Regions from separate parts of the Homo sapiens genome. Here region 1 is linked to region 2. A link is a loop called in an ENCODE intact Hi-C map of the cell type or tissue named here. Cell type or tissue: dorsolateral prefrontal cortex. All regions are shown on one strand. Each heading gives the region's core, and the rest is flanking DNA. Links, peaks and the distances in the headings are about the cores only.

The links. Hi-C counts contacts between places; a loop is a spot of excess contacts. Peaks named below come from ENCODE experiments on the same cell type or tissue, not always from the same donor. Only the 100,000 strongest peaks of a DNase experiment are listed, where the experiment ranks them.
Region 1: a loop joins it to region 2, with 2.4 times the contacts of the local background. A loop is called at or near these places in 6 of 110 quality-filtered maps.

What each region holds. Positions count from the first base shown.
Region 1 is chr20:24,630,807-24,639,133 of GRCh38, reverse strand. The region is part of intron 3 of SYNDIG1 (synapse differentiation inducing 1); the gene reads right to left. Among named protein-coding and RNA genes, the nearest start is that of SYNDIG1, 170 kb to the right of the region's middle. RefSeq lists enhancers at 1-45, 46-547, 3,762-4,600, 3,482-4,681, 4,765-5,417. In dorsolateral prefrontal cortex, for the core only: no CTCF peak of the experiment used is centred there; a DNase peak (open chromatin) is centred at 4,103; H3K27ac peaks cover 2,695 bases.
Region 2 is chr20:24,464,972-24,473,298 of GRCh38, reverse strand. SYNDIG1 (synapse differentiation inducing 1) reads right to left here and starts at 3,670. Exons shown (of 4, transcript NM_024893.3): 1 at 3,546-3,670. In dorsolateral prefrontal cortex, for the core only: CTCF peaks have their summits at 1,642 and 3,187; DNase peaks (open chromatin) are centred at 1,788, 3,568, 4,088, 7,298 and 4 weaker places; H3K4me3 peaks cover 4,013 bases; H3K27ac peaks cover 6,714 bases; H3K27me3 peaks cover 380 bases.

The sequences.
Region 1 (8,327 bases), core at 12-8,011, 170 kb before region 2:
TTTTAGGCTGCACACAGTGCTTTGTATTATAATAATGTGTGTGGCCTTTGTGGGTCTTGCCGTTGGGACAGCACCTCCTCAGCTCTGCTTCCTGGGCCCCCATGTCAGACACCTGCTGCTGATGTCAGCTGCACCCACCACGCTGGCAGGGAGGCCCAGCAGGTTGTCTTCCAGTCCAGGTTGCCATCTCAGCACAAGTCCTGCGTGCCTGGCCTATGACCTTTGGCACCCCTGGGCTACCCCTGTGTTTATTTCTTAAACAGTGCAGTGTGCTCACTCTCTGAGCCTGGAATCAGAAGCCATCACAAGCCCAAGCTGAGTCATGCACAGACTTTCAAATCAGAGCCCGAGCCTCTGCTTCCACATTTAATATGCCATTTATCTTGACAATGGCCATTCCTTTTTTTGTTTGTTTTCAGTAGCAATCACATTCACAGATATTCATCCAATGACATTTAAAAACATACAAATTCCAGGCTGAGTGTGGTGGTTCATGTAATCCCAGCCCGTTGGGAGGTCAAAGTGGGGGTATTTCTTGAGTCCAGGAGTTTGAGACCAGCCTAGGCAACGTTGTGAAACCCAGTCTCTATTTAAAAAAAATACAAAAAATTCACCGGGCATGGTGGTACATGTTTGTAGTCCCAGCGTCTCGGGAAGGGGCTGAGATGGGAGAATCGCTTGAGCTCAGGAGGTGGAGGATGCAGTGAGTCCTGATGGTGCCGCTGCACTCTAGCCTGGGTGACAGAGTGAGACCCTCTGGAGACAGTCTCCAAATAAATAATAAATAAAACAATTTCTATTTTTACCTTATACCACATTGCTGTTCTTAATATATATATGCAAACTTGTCAGTTATATTCCCTTTTTTAAAAAATCCGATTTTGCACCTGCAGCATCCATCTTGGTTTTTCTGTCCTTCTCAGCCCTGCACTGTCACTGGGGTGACCAGCTTTGGTATGAGTTGACAGTGCAGCTTTGAGCTGGCTGCTTTTCCTCTGTGACTGAGAGGTGAGCCGTGCCCGCTTCACTTGGGCAACTCATTCACCTCCACTTTTTAGGACTGCGTGAGGCTAAATGATGCAGTGTTTGGAGGGAACACTCTCTCGGACACTGGATGACTGGATGTTAGTCCCAGCTTGGCCATTAACTAGCTGTGGCCTTGGTCAAGGCATTTAACCCCTCCAGGTCGCAGCAGTTTCTAAGATGCTTCTAGGATAGCCCTGGATTTCTGCCAAGAAGTCTTGACTACACAGAGGAGTCTACAGATAGTTGAGGGGTGTTCTGGGGCTGGGGAGACTCGAAGGGAGCCAGGGTGGTCTACACCAGCCAACTAGGTGGGTGCAGCCCACTGCCTCTGCCCTGCTGTGGTGACTGAGGCTCTTGGTGACACCTGTACACCTTTTACTGCTGGACCTTTGACTGGTGCCTGCTGGCAGAGCACCTGCTCTGCTCTTTGCCTGTTCTGTTTCTGGCATCACCTTCCCCCTTCCTTCCTTGATTTGAAATTTAGGACTTTAGTGACTTGATCTGTATCACATCTAGGAATATCAGCATTTTAGAAGGGTCTTCTCTGTGGCAGAAGTCTGGAGAGCCCACATTTTGCTGGGGTTTTCTAGGTGAGCAAGAGGCTTCATGAAGAAGATCCAGTGGCTAGGTGGGACCTCTGAGGGCTGATGTCTCTGAATGAGAGGGTTGTCTTTATGGGCCTATTCTTTCTGTCTCTCCAATGCCACTGCTTTTCACAGGGAAGAGGCTGTTAGAGTGGAGGGAGGGGACGTGGAAGGGACTTGAAGAAAATGTAGCTCTGAAGGGAAGGAATCGTAAATTACCATGTGGCTTGTAATTACCATATGAGACACACCACAGAGTGCTGGGTTTCTTGCTCGCTGTTCACTCCTCTGTTCACTATGTATTTGGCATCTATGCTGCATGTAGTTCCATGTGGGATTCTGTAGGAGCTGTACCAAGACCCCTCTTCCCAGCCAATGTACCCTCCTCAGCTGCTGGAAGGGTGGGCTGCTGAGGCTGCAGCAGCCTGCCCTCCCCGGGCCCTGCCCGTGGCTGCAGGGAACTGCCTTGCAGGATCCCCCACAGGGAAAAGGTCAAGCAATGACTTCCCATGTGCAGGGGAAAATTCTCAGGAGCCTCTTGGATGGTATGCAAGGCCTCAATTGCAACTTGTGATTTCCTACTGCGCCCCAGGCAGAACCTAGGTCTGTTGACATGATCAATATAGATTTTATCTTATAATAATGATATAGCAGTTAAAAAGAAATTATTTAGGCAGATAGCGAGGGTAAGAGAGTCCTTGGTAAGATTTTCCTTTTAATGAAAAGCAGCCCCCAAATCACTTCTTTTCTAACAAAGAGCAGCCTGTAAAATTGAGCTGCAGACATAGATAAGCTGGAAGCTTGCATGGGTGAATGCCAGCAGCTGTGCCAATAGGAAAAGGCTACATGGTGGCCAGGCAGGTTCAACATGGCACTCCATCATCTCCTTTCCTTGTCAACCACGTGCACAGTAAGGAGCAGACAACATGGCACTGGCCAGGTAGAGACCCCATCTGCATAGTAAAACATTAGGGAGAGGTGGCCAGCTTCTTTGTGTGCTATGTAAATGGCACACCTGGTCCAACCAATCTTTGGGCCCTATGTAAATCAGACACTGCCTCCTCAAGCCAGTCTATAAAACCCCATGTACTTTGCCATGGACTAGAAGACCCACTCAGGTGCCCCTCTCTCTCTGCAGGAGAGAGAGCTGTTCTCTTTTCTCTTTCTTTTGCCTATTAAACCTCCACTCTTAAATACACTTCTTGTATGTCCATTTCCTCTATTCCCTTGGCACGAGACAATGAACCTTGGGTATTTACCCCAAACAATGACGCAGCTTCAATAATAGATGAAAATCACTTCCAACTTATGCATGATGAAAAGAAGTTAAGCTTTCTCATGAAAATTGAAGTACCCTATTTGCAGCCCAGTCTCATATACCGGCAAATATGGATATAAACTTTCACCAAAAACTACATTTGATTGGAACATTGTTCATAGAGCCCCCCCAAAGTCCAGACAACAGTGAACAAGCAGTGTTGGAAAGACAGCTGGGTCAACGACAGTCATTGTTATGCAGGTATTTCATGAATGCTAAAGACAATAACTACAAAATTTCCAGAATATTGGAAAGTATTGTCAGTGAAAACATTGAGATACAGAAAGTGTGTTTACTCTCATGAGAATAAACTGGTGAGAGGGTCCCCACAGTGGTAGATGGCATGGTGACCGGGTGCTAGATGTGTGTGCATATGCAAATGGCTGAGTGTGGAGGAAACTGGAAGGGCAGTCGAGGTGGTTAACATAGGTTAACTGTGTGGCCGTGAGATCCACCCTCAACACAGAAGGGGAGAAAAGGGTGCTCTGAAAAACAAGAGGCATGTGTGAATAACTGCACTGTTACAAAACTACGTGTTTTGTGATGTGAATGTAATTGTAAAAAAAGCTTATAAAAAGGTACTCCTTTAGTCGGCCTCCTCATCAAGAAAAGTCTCCAGTTTAGAAACTTAAGTATTTAATAAGAAAGATGAGAACTGGAGGCAAGACCCAACCAGCACAGAGACCCTTGGTGTCCGCTGGGATAAGGTGCAATGTCCCTGAATCTGCAGTGAGCTTTTATCATAGCAATAGGTTCTCTTCTTTAGAATCACGGGCGGGAAATTATGCAAGATGACCAGGAATGAAGAGCGCGTTCGGAAAGGCAGAAAGTTATAAAATCTGTGAATGATAAGAGGAAGCTGCTTTGGTCAGAGGTTCTGTGAAGCATGAGGAGATAGGTGTAGAAATAAAAAGTTAGCAGTGGATTTTGTGACAGGACGATGGGGCTCTTCACTGCATGGTTTCTCCTCCTCTGCACACCCAATTCTTCGTGTGTTCATGAGTCACCACCGTGAAGCCAGCACCTGGGCCCACGGCCCAGCAGGAGACAAGTGAGGTCTTCACTGCCTTTCCTTCCCAAGTCTTGGAGGCTTCCCGCTGGCAGGGTGAGGAGTGGGCAGAAGCCCGTGCTGTCCCCAGCTGCGCCCCCTCAGAACAGGCAAGGAAAGCTGCTGAGTCACACTGCCAGGCTGCTCCTGGGGCTGCCGTGTGGGAGCTGCAGGATCCGATGATGCCTGGGAGACACTAGTGCAGGCTCTGTCTTCTGCTGAGTCACTGTGAGACACCGCACAACCAATGCTCAGCAGCTGTAAAGAACTGGACTGTAGTGCCCTGGAAGCTTCCCTCCAGCAACCACTGAAGATACTCCAGGACTCCTTTCTACAGCAAGAGGCACCACTGACAGCCAAGTCTGGCAGGAGGACATGTTTGCAGTAAAGCTCATGAACAGCAGACTAAAAACTGTGTCAGAAAAATAAGGTCTACAAATTAATAAAATGTGAACACCCAATACAAAATGGTAAATGTAGAACTAGAAATTTATACGGGAAATAAAAGCAGGAAAAAAAATAACACACATAAAGATGTTCAGCTTTATAGTAACCAATGAAACACAAACTGAAACTGACAATATCTTTTATTTTATCTATCAGATTGTTGAAAATGGAACACTGAGCTCAGGTGGGAAAGACAGGCATTCACATTTTGTTAATAGGAATGAAAACTGGTACGGACTTCTGGAGGAGAAGTTACAGTATGTAGCTAAATTTACATGTGAATAACCTTTGACTTGGTGGAATTTCACTTGTGGATATCCTATATTTGCAAAAGGAGAAGTTGAAAACAATTGATATGTCCATTTTTAGGGAAAACATTACTGTAATGAAATTATTGCAATTCATACATCAAAATGCTACAAAATCATTAAAAATGTCAATGCTGGTGTTTATATGCAGATACCAGAAGTATTTACATTATGTGAAAAAGCAAGCTGCATTGCACTTTGATGGTCTTCTACGTGTAAATCAAAACTGCCCACACACACATTGATAAAGGCACAGAAAGACGGGGTCCCCCTGGAGGAGGGGCTTTGAGAAAGGGGCATGGAGGAGAGGTTCAGTTTTCATGCTTTCTTTCTCCATTCTCTTCCTCCTCCTTCTGTTTTCCAAGTTGAGTACACTATATTTGAAAAGACAATGAATAAACAAATCCAGACATGTGTCTATGTGCTCTGCTGATAACGAAGGGAACCCCAGGCAGAGTTTGGCGGATGCAGGTGACCTGGGAGGGCAGGAGTGAAAAGGTGAGAGCGGCTGGTGCGGGTGTCACGTGCTGTGCCCACACCCCAACAACCCTGAACCACGGCCTCCCCTAGGTGCTGGGGCTCCTAACCAAGAGCCTGGTCCATTAGGACAGGCTGACTTCAGCATGTGTTACCTCAGGAGTCTCCACAGCAACCTCAGAGGGCATTCACACCCAGACTGCCAGCCCCGTCCCCAGAGCTTCCGAGTCAGCAGGTCTTGGGAGCTGACGAGACTTCACGATCCTAAAACGTTCCCAGATGACCCTGATGCTGCTGGTCCAGGGAACCAGCCCTTGCGAACTGGAAAAAAGGATGGAGGAATTGAATGCTGCCATTTCTTCCAGGGTGATCAACTAGAATCAAAAGGGGACCAACTTAGAGGGTTTCAACAAGGTTCTTTGGAACATTCCCCCCCGTGAACGTTACCAGTTAATATTGATCCATGTTTATTTCTGAGCCTCCCCTACACCTGCTCCCGTGCTGGGTGCTGGGACTCTGCCAGGCACGGATAAACCAGGAGGGGCACAGCAGGGGCATCACGCACTCCACTGTGGGCCTTCGGGCTGGGTGGTGTCAGGGAGGAAGGCACGTGCCAGAGAGGTGGGCAGTGGTGGCTCTGCAGCCAGCGAGGGCTCAGATCCTACGTCTGTACTCAGGACAGTAACATGTGCCTGAATGATTGCGGCCAGGACATTCTGGGTCTGGAGGCACTCTGACCAGAGGGACAGTTTCCAGGCATGCTTCCTCACTAAGTGTTTAGCATGGCAGTAAGCTTGCTGCAGCAAGCCACGTCATGTTCAGATTCGACACGGTCTGCCCATCGCCTCTGATTTTCCTCGGGGGAGGAGGTCTAGAACAGAGCACAAAGAACCACTGGAAACTATGGGAAAGGTTATTCTGTGATATGAAAGCCTGTGGTAACTTTATTGACCAAAACGAAAAAAAAAAAAAAACAAACTTCACATAATCTATGGCAGTACCCTCCAGAGCCTTCATAAAATAAGTTCATTTCAAGTTCTGTTTCAGCTTCTCGCGAATTTATTCCAGAAGGGAGGAAAACAGCTTGTCATCCCTGTGTCTGGAAGCCCCGATGGCCTTCCCTTGTTTCCTTGTAAAGCCACAATTATTTACAGGTCTCTTTATCCCTCCAGCTGGCACTAAATACTTGAAGGGAAGCAAGGCTTCCTGCTGTTTCCCCGCTCACGACAGCAGGGCCACGTTATCATCTTGTTACCTGGACTCTTGACAAAGAACAAGAAAAGGGACCCCTATGGTCCTGGGACCAGGGGTCTTGAAAAACTCTCATTGAAATGAGGCAGCCTGCTTTTTTTCACTGGTGTTATTATTAAATTAGGTGTGAACTCTGGCCAGATGTGGTGGCTCATGCCTGTAATCCCAGCACTTTGGGAGGCCGAGGCAGGCTGATCACCTAAGGTCAGGAGTTTGAGACCAGCCTGGCCAACGTGGTGAAACCCCATCTCTACTGAAAATACAAAATTCAGCCAGGCATGGTGGCATGTGCCTGTAATCCCAGCTACTCAGGAGGCTGAGGCACAAGAATCACTTGAACCTGAGGGGCAGAGTTTGCAGTGAGTTGTGATCGCACCACTGCACTCCAGCCTGGAGCGAGACTGTTTCAAATAAAATAATAAAATAAAATAAAATAAAAAGTAAATTACGTGTGAAATCTACGCAGCAGGGAATTCACAGAACTAGAAAGATAGGCTGACTTCCAAACTCCTCCCTGCCCTCTCCTGACACCGCCCTGGGCCCACAGCCCCCACTTCCACAGAAAGACATCTGGGAGATGAATGAGTCTAGTTCTGGTCTAGTCTGTGCCACCCTCTGAAGTTAGGAGCAGAGGATGAGGCTACAGGGACATGCCTAGCTGGACAGCAGTGATGCTTTGCTCACATTTTTGAGTCTTGGTTGATGTAACTATAAGCAATCTAAGCTCTTATCAAAATGTTGGGTCCTTGGTTTCAGAAGTCACCAACACTGCAAATCTACTATTTAAAACAAAGCCAGGTGATAGTAGAGTATAGAACTAGCCACAGAAGCTTATTTTATTACAACTCTTTGAAAATAAAGCTAGCTTCACAGAATATGGTTCTGCATAGAAGTGTATATACTTATTATATATGCATATATGTGTGTGTATATATATATAAATCAAGAAAGGTCCTCTCAGCAAGAAGAATTTTTGAAATTTTTCCGATATGTTTGTTTCCAGGAGAGATTCCTCAATGCTCAGATGCCTCAGCAGATTTTACGTGATAAAGCTCTGCTCTGGAAGTCCTTCCCAGGGTAGCCCTGATAAACTAAAAAGGTCCTCCTGATCCCAAATATAAAAATCTCACCTTTTTATGAAGAAAAAAGTTTTGGTAAATTGGTTCAAGAATGAGGAATGTTGAATTTGAGGCTGACAGTTCCTGATGTGTGGCTGACAGTGTTGCTTTCTGGAGGAGATGATGAGGCCGTCGCGCCCGCAGGTGGGGATGTGGTGGCTGATGAGGCCCTTCCGCGGTCCTGAGAGGCCTTTGCTGCCTCCACCTGCCCCGGAGCTCACCCTGACGCATGGCAATGCCCGCCGCAGGAGTCACCATTTCATCTTCCACTTCTACAGCAGGGAAGATGCCAGGCCACGGTTTCCAACCTTGTCTGGGCCCACAGCTCCCAGGACATTCTGAGCCTGTTCTCTAATTTCCCCAGACTTCAATTTGAAGCCTTCTAGGCCACAGCCTCTTCCTTGATTTCCATGGTTTCCCTTGTATGTCACAAAGTAGAGGCTCCCCAGCTGGGACTTTTGGGGCAGTGTTGATTTCCTGTCATTGCCCTCCATAACAACACGCCCTGTGGGCAATCCAAGGGTGTCTATGACCGCCTCAGTTAAAGATCTTCTCCCTCATTTCCATCAGCAGCCAAGCCAGCTCATCTTTCAGACCCAAATCATCATGTGATCCTGCTGTCCTCCTTTCTTTAGAGAGTGTTCTTTATTGCTCCTAAGGCATTTGCCTTCACTTTTCTTTGTTCGGTATTAGTCTCACCACCAACTGCTTCAGAGTCACCTTCCCTCTAGATGGGACATTCTATAACTC
Region 2 (8,327 bases), core at 157-8,156:
AAGAGCTAAGGCTCCAAAAACTTCTATCAGTGCACTGCCCCAAAATGACCTTATGCAACTTTCCACTGATACAAGAGGCTGTTTTGCTAGTCATTTACCCCTAGTGTTCTGCTGGTGTTGTCAAATTAACACCCCACATACTTCAGTCCTTGTCACCTTTACCCACTCATTCAAAGAATTTTGCTGATAATGTGACATCTGTTCAAACTATGGGCCACAGCGGTACATTTACTCTGAGATGGAGCCTGCATTTTCCAATGTGCATGAGGGTCTGAAAGGCCAATGTGAGGGGCACAGGGTCAAGCTGGAGTCATGAAAAGACAAGGTTTTATTTGGGGATGGGTGACAGGACATAAAACTGCTCACCTACAAGATGGTTATTCATCTTACAAAAGGTTAACTAAGGACACCTTTAAATAGTGCACTTTATAAAGGTATTCAAAAGTCTGACTGACTCCTCTAAGAACATCACTGACAATTTTTAGGAACTGCTTTTATATACAGGAAAGCACAGAGGTGTGCAGAATGGGAGGGGGCTGGTGGAGGGAGGGCCTCCCCTCCCACTGCCTCCAGTGCCTCCCTGCGTGCCATGCCTCTCCAGACAGTAGAAGTCACAGTGAATATCACATCTCAGCAAGCACAGAGCCTTTTCAGAGGGCAGAGCAGGTGTGACCTGGAGGATGACCAAACATTTTCTAATTAGACAATGAAATGTTCAGTACTCTCCATGAACCTCAGAATAGCACCGACTAGTGCCTCAGATAGAAATCTTACATAAGAAAACAACTTTCTATTCTCTGATAATAGTAATAACTCCCTAGAAAATACGATTTAAAATTAATGAGAAAAATAACTCAAGTCTGGTAGAGCACTTTTAATTTATCTCAATGCTAAATGTGGAAGAAATTAATTGCTTATAATTTTTGAACTGAGTTTTAAAGTTTTTATCAAAAAAAATTCTCTTGCCTATCATGGCTCAACCAGAATCGTGTTCACGCCCTTCATGAATTAGAATGAGTCTGTTCCTATTGCTAACATATCTGTCTTCCCAGGATCCGGACTTGTCTTTCCTTCTTCAATATCTCACCCCTGTACGCCTCAAGTAAAGTTGGCAGGTTTTCCTTTTCTACCCTAAAATGGGAATGGAGGGGGCCTTCATTTTTATTTTAATATCACCTATACTCTAATGGGGTTATTAAAAACTGACATTTCTGATAGGTGAACATAAAATGAAATGTCATCAGCTGGAGATACAGAGGGATGTGTTTAGAGGTGAAGTGAGTTTGGAATGGTTTTTTTATTTTTTTGAAGTTTACATCAAAGTGATTTTGTATTTTTACTGAATTGGTTTATTTTATCAGATATTAACAAATTATAATTGTGTATGTTTATGGGGTACAAAATGATGCTGTGATATGCGTATACAATGTGTCATGACTGAATGGAGCTAATTAACCTACTATCCAATACTTAGCATTTTGGAATGAGTTTTGAAATACTTCATCAAACAAGGCTTCCAAAACTCTGTGGCCTCCAAAACTCTACCAAAGGTAACTGCAGGTGGTGACTGGGTGGGGGGTACACAAAGCTTCAGTGCTATTCTCTGTCTGTCACTGTGTACAACTGAAATTTTCCATAATAAAAAAGTTTAAAAATAGGTTTCTCCATCTTTTCTTTCCTTTTTTTTTTTTTTTTTAACAAGGCCCTCTTGATTATGAGGATTCCGTTTTCAGGCAGGAAATGGGGACAGGGTGAGAGAGGGCGCCGATCAGCTACTGTCAGGCTTGCTCCTTGCAAAGGGGCGGGCGGTGGAGAGAGAGGGGAGGGAGGAATTAAGGGGATCGCGCTTCCTCAGGGCCCACAGGCCTCATACCTGTGGTGTGGACCTCCAAAAGAACGGGCCACACCACCGCCAAACACAGAGCACGCAATTCAACTAAAAATTCGACTTCAGTTTCTTCCTGTCCGCGCCAGAACGGACATCAGACTGCCCCCCGCCCGCCTCCTAGCAGCTCCTTTTCACTTCGGCTGCTGCCAGGATTTCGCGACCTAGACCCCTCTTTGAAGACCACTTCCGATCCCCGACGCGGCAGCCCTTGAGGTCGCAGCCTAGCACGGAGAAGTTGGCCGGCTCTGGGGGCTATGAGGCTGCTCACCCCACAGGCGCAGGTCTACGCAGCACACACACCACCTCCTTCTTTGGACTCAGACCAAACACGCTGGGCTGTAGGAGGGAGACGGACAGATACACGGACTCGCGCGCGCACGCCTCACCAACTGATTCCAACCAGAAAACGGAGCCACTGTGTAACGCCCAGCCCCCCTCCCCTCGACACCCCCAATCAGCCAAGCCTTCGGCCGGTGTCTGCTGCACTAAACACCAGGACGTGGCCAGGGAAGGCGCAGGCATCGGTCCGAGCCAGGAGCGCCGCGGCGCCAGCGCATCTGACGTCGCAGGAGGACTGTGCGCACCTGAAGTCTGGGTGCCAAGCGCCCAAGCCTCTGCGTGCAACGAAACCCCCAAAGGAAAACAGGACTACCAGAAGACCCCTTCCTCTCGTCTTTCAGAAACGCCAAGCGGCCCCTCTGGCCGCCTCCTCAAAGCTCGGCTGCCAGAGCCACTCTAGTAGGGTCTTGCAAAAAGCGCATAGGGACAAAGCCCCTTCCCTAAGAAAAGTGCCCAACTCATCCAGTGAGCCATTCCTTCCTCCTCACTGCCCAGAGAGTGCACATGAAGAGGCAGAAATCACGACTAGGAAAAAGCGAGATTCAAATTGGAACCAAAAAAGCGTATGTGCTCGCTCCCATCTCGGCGCCAGGGCTGTGGCTCCCAGGGCTGCAGGCTGTCGCGGCTGCCAGGGGCCAGACAGCTTTTGAAGGCAGGTCTTGTCCTGGCTAGAGGAAAGAGGCTCCAGGAGTCTCTGCTTCCGCCACGGTCGCCCGTCGGGATTCCCCATCCCAAGCGCGCTTGCACCTTGCCTGCCGCTCCGCTCGGAGAATTAGTCTGTTTCCCTTCCTACTCCCAAACAGACCTAGGTCCCCAGCTCCGTGGCCGCCCGGCTCACCAGCCCTGGCTGGTCTCCTTCGGGTCACTCCGAGGGGCAGCCCGAACCCGCAGAGCCTTGGCCCGCCGCGCGCCCTCATGGCCCTGCTGGGCAGCCTGGCTCCGCTACGCTCTCAGTTCTCGGTCTCACCAGCTCCCATCGAATTCGCACAGCAGCCCCTTCGCGTCTCCCGGGGTGGCAAGGCACCAAGGTGCAGCCCAGGCCAGCATCGACCCCTTCCTGGGCATTTTCTCTGCCGGCTCAGCTCCCCCTCCCGCCCTGCGACCCCGTGTCTCCCAAGTCTCGTCGCGGCGACCACCCGGACTTACCGCGGGCGCCACGCCGCCGCCGGGTCTGCGCGCTCCGAGGCGGAGCCAGGACTAGGACACCCGCCAGCGCAGGGCAGCCTCCAGCTCCCGCCGCCAGCTCGCGGCCCCTGCCGCGACCCCGCCCACTGCGGGCCCCTCCGCCCGCCCCCGCGGCCGGGAGGTCTGGACTTACCTCCGGGACAAGGTGACCCGGCAAGTGCGCCCAAGCGGCCGCCCGCGACTCTCCCGAGCGAGCGAGCGTGCGGGGCGGTGCGGCGCCCGCCTCTGCTCCTCCGCTGCCAGGCTCTCTCCTCCTCTGCCCTCCCCTCAGCGCCGCTCTGCTCCCCACGCCTCTCCCCGCCCTGCGCTCTCCGCCTGCGCCCCCGGCTGCCCCGAGCGCCGGGCGCGGGGCAGCGGCGGCAGCCCGAGCGGCGGGGAGTCGGGAGCTGCGGCGCCGGGGCGGAGCCCAACCCTCTCGGCCCCCGGGAGAGGAAGGGGTGCGGGGAGACTCTCGTCGCGCTCGCCTGGCCGGCAGGCTGGGCGAGGGGCGCCCTGGGGCGAGCCGCTCCTCTTCGCTTGCCGAGCCTGCCGACGCGCGTGCTGGAGGCAGCGGGCGCGGGCCCCGGGGGAGGAGGGCAGGGAAGAGAAGGAGGGCGCAGCCCGCGCGAAGGTGGCCACCAACTTTGGCCCAGACCAGGGAGGCCCTAGCGGGGGATCGCGTCCAGATGGTGGCCCGCGGCCAGTGTCTGACAATGTGAGGGCCACAGAGGCTGGGGGCGGGGGATAGCTGCGGGGGACTAGGAGGACAGGAATTTGCTGCCCGACTAGAGGAAGGGATGGCTCCCCTCGGTCCTAAAGGCCTCCCCAGGCTGCGGTTCGGTTTTGAGGTTAAAAATGACCCAATTTATGGATCCGGCGAATGTTCAAGTCCTGACCAGCTAAGCCCTGGAGGAGCAAGCGGGCGCGGAGTTCAGACTCCAGAGACCCCCTCAGCCCTGAGCCAGCCTGTTGTTGGCCCATGGCGGGCCCGCCCCAGTTGGAATTGGAAGGAAACTAGGGCGGTGGTAAGACAGTCTGCGTTCTAGGAGCGGAGGAGGTGGTGTTTGCAGTGTAGATTTCATAGAGAATCAACTCTGAAAAAAAGATTTACCAGAAAGGGGGTCAAAAGTTATTTAGAAAAGCATCTGTGCGCCCCCGTTTCAACACTAGGCAGAGGCCCCAGTCCTGCCACCCGCAGGCTGGTACACTGGTGGTCAGAGAAGGTTAAGCTCCAGAGTTCCATGGCTCCCAACCTTCCTAGAGCCCTCCCTCCTGCCTGGTAACCCACCATTGCGCTGCGTCTTGCCCAGGTGTCCTGGTGGGCAGGGGCAGGAGTTAAAGGTGGTGCCAGGAACAAGAGGTCCTTCCTATATTCCTTTCAGGGGACGTGGCTTCTAGGGAGCCTCCGCAGCCCAAAGAGAATGCTGAAATGCAGAGTGCCAGAAGGAGGCATTTGAAGGAGGCGCGGATGAGTGGAACCAGTACTATCACCTGAATTCCATCCCCGTCTTCATGTCTGCAGCCCCGCGAGACACACCTGATGTTTCTTCCTTTAGGTCCCCAGAGCTGCAAGGCTGTGGTCTGGAACACTCAGAAACGGGCACTGTTCATTTCTCCCATCTAGCAGAACTTCTCAACTTGGAAGAACATGCCACCACACTTTAATAAAGCAGCTTACCTTTCCGGAGTCCTTTCCTGAATAAAGCAGTTTCCCATCTAAGCCATTAGGTTGAGCAGATACTATTAGACCCATTTGAGGTGGAGAGTCATTGATCCCATTTATCAAATGAAGAAATTGAAGTTTAAAAAGGGTAATTGAGATTGTGTAGCCACCCAATGTGCAGGAGTAGCCTGAAGCTCGGGTTCCCTGCCTCTAAGTCACTGCTCTTTCACTTGCCCAGCCTCTGGATTGACTTTTGAGGCAGATTTTGTTTTGACGAGAGAACACCTGCCTGGGCTGCAGCCAGGACTCGCCTTTGTCTCCTGGGTGCTGTTTGAATTTAATCGCGCCACTGCATTCCAGCCTGGGCGACAGAGTGAGACTCCGTCTCAAAAAAAAAAAAAAAAAAGAAAGAAACAGAAGGTGGACTCTTCCCCCATGACACACACACACACACACACACACACACACACACATCTTTCTGTAATTCAAAGGGGCCTTACACTTCATTTCAAAAGAAACTCACAGGGCCAGGACGTGTATGTAAAGAAACAGATGTCACCCACTCCTGGCAGATGCAGCAGCTCATTAAGGGCTCCTGGTGGGAAGCTCAGTTGCCCAGCACACGATGGGCAGTTTCTCTTACCTGTGATTCCCTTGTTGTGGCTTGAAATATTATCTGGTATGCTGTGATATAGCATTGAAATAAAGACTTTCAAGAAAGTCAGTGAGGAGCTGTCACATATTAGGCAATGGGGCACAGTAGAAATTGCCAAGTCTCTTGGAAACTGGGGTAACCTTCTCAACAATGCTTATCTCTCAGAGGATGTTACAGAACTTTCAGAGCTAAGAGAGGTCTGTGGGCCACCTCCTGTGCTGGGAAGAACTGTCACTCAGGCACCGAGCAAGCTGCCACACCTTCCAGCCAACATTTTTTTTTAACTTTCAACTTTTGTTTTAAGTTCAGGGGTACGTGTGCAGGATGTGCAGTTTTGTTACATAGGTAAATGTGTTTTTTGAGACAGAGTGTTGTCCTGTGGCCCAGGCTGCAGTGCACTGGCACAATCATGGTTCACTGCAGCCTCAACTTCCTGGACTCAAGTGATCCTTTCACCTCAGCCTCCTGAGTAGTTGGGACTACAGACACACCACCAAGCCTGGCAAATTTTTGTATTTGTGGAGACATGGATTTTGTCATGTTACCCAGGCTGGTTTCAAACTGCTCAAGTGATCCTCTTGCCTCAGCCTCCCAAAGTGCTGGGATTACAGGTGTGAGCTACCAAGCCCGGCTCCAGCCAACTTTACATGCCTAGAGGTAGGTGATTTGATGAGGGGAAACACAGATTCAGTACTTTTTCAAATGGGAAATATTCCTCTTTATGTCTTGAACTCAAAAGCTTTTGACTGTGGGGTTACAAACAGCCCTGCTATGCACTGTCTGGGGGTCAACAGTGCCCTTCTAGAAAGCATCTCCAGGTTACCCATGTAAAATGCTCGGCCTCAAACATTGCTTGCAATACCAAAGGTAACAAATCACATACGCAATTTTAAAGCTATGCAATTAACCTGGTTTTTCTTTCCCCCCCAAAATCTGTTATTAAAGGGACTTAAGTGGATGACATATAGGAACTGAAAAGCGGCAGTGTCTTGCTAAAGTTGAATCTTGTTGACTTAGAAGTGTAGAAAGACATCCATTCAGATGCTCAATCTAGACATGATAGGAGGGGCTGGAAAGAAAGCATGAATTTCTATCAAAAGTGAATGGAAAGTGATACAAAACCTAGAAAAATGTCTGAGACAATGTTGACATGAAAGTTTAAACAAGAGAAAAGATGCAAGAGAAGGTCAGAAGGCTAGAGTCGGTTGGGACCTTGGCAGTCATCTAGTCCAGCCCTCTGATTCCACAGGTGAGGAAATGGTTACAGCGAGGCTGAGTAGAGGGGTCAAGGGCATGTCCGGGTCTGCTCAGTTCCAACATCAGCAGTCTTGCCCGTGCATTCATTACAGCTCTTTGAAAAGAAATAAGGAAGAGAGAAAGATAATATGTTTTAAGCAACTTCTATAGTGCTGGTTGTATCAGTTATCTATTGCTGCTGAACAAACTACTCTGAAACTCAGTGGCTTAAAATGATAATCACTGATTTGCTCACAATGCTGTGGGTTGATGATTTGGGCTGAGCCATCTGGGATGGATTGCCTCTGCCTCACACTGCTGTCTGGGCTCACTCAGGCATCTGCGGTCAGCTGGCAGCCAAAGACCTTACATTTCTGGGAGTAGACTGGCTGTGGGCCATGTCTGTCCTTTTCCTGTAGGCTGGCTCAGAGTTCTTCACCCAGTGGTGGCTTCAGGGTGCCCGACAGCAATAAGGGAAGGCAAACCTCAATGTGCATGGCTCTTCAGGGTGACGTCACATCATCTCATTGACCAAAGCAGGTCAAATGGCCCAGGCCAGATTCAGGAGTTGGGGAGATATCCTGTACTCTTTGGCTATAAAGTCACATTGGAAATGGGCTTGCAGTGAGTGACAGGAGGAATCTGTGGCCTTTTTTTTCAATTGACCATGTCTAGAAATGAGATAAGTTCTTTATAAATATAACCTCATTGAATCTTAAGGTCCGTGGGGCCAGCCAGAATGATCGCAGGAAGATGAAGAAGCTGAATTTTGAGAACTGAGTGGCTCTCCTGTCTTCACATTACTTGTGAGAAGTGGGGTGGGATCCAAAGTAGCCAACATTAATAGGGGGTGTCTGTCAGGCATCAGCTGAATGCTTCCCTGCTAGGGTAGAATCTCACACCTCAGAGCCAGCCAAGCCTGGGTTGGAGGCAAGTGTCTGCTGCTGTCTCTCACACTCTATCCTGATTAACTGAGCCTGGATTTCCTCACTTCTGAAATGAGCTTATTCTATGTGCTGCCTGGCATTGTAGGAGGCAAGGGCGGGCTCAGAGTGCTGGCAGTGCCTTCCTGAGTGGAGCTGGCTGGTCACTGTTCTTAAAGACAGTTGGCAAGACAAGAGCTGCTGGTGCTTTTTCTGAGACGTTGAGAGAAATGGCAAAGTCTAGATCCTTGGCACCAAGCCGATGCTGGTGTGAAGACCCTCAGAACCTAAGACCATGACTGTGTCTCTCCCTCAGCTGGGGACCTTCTTGTTTCAAGGGGGCAGAGGCTGAGTGTAGCAGACACTGTTGTGTCTGGATCAGATGCCCCAGATATCAGTGGCTGATTCCATCTGGCTGCCCCTAGCTCCTATGGACTTTGCTGCTCAATGGCTCACACC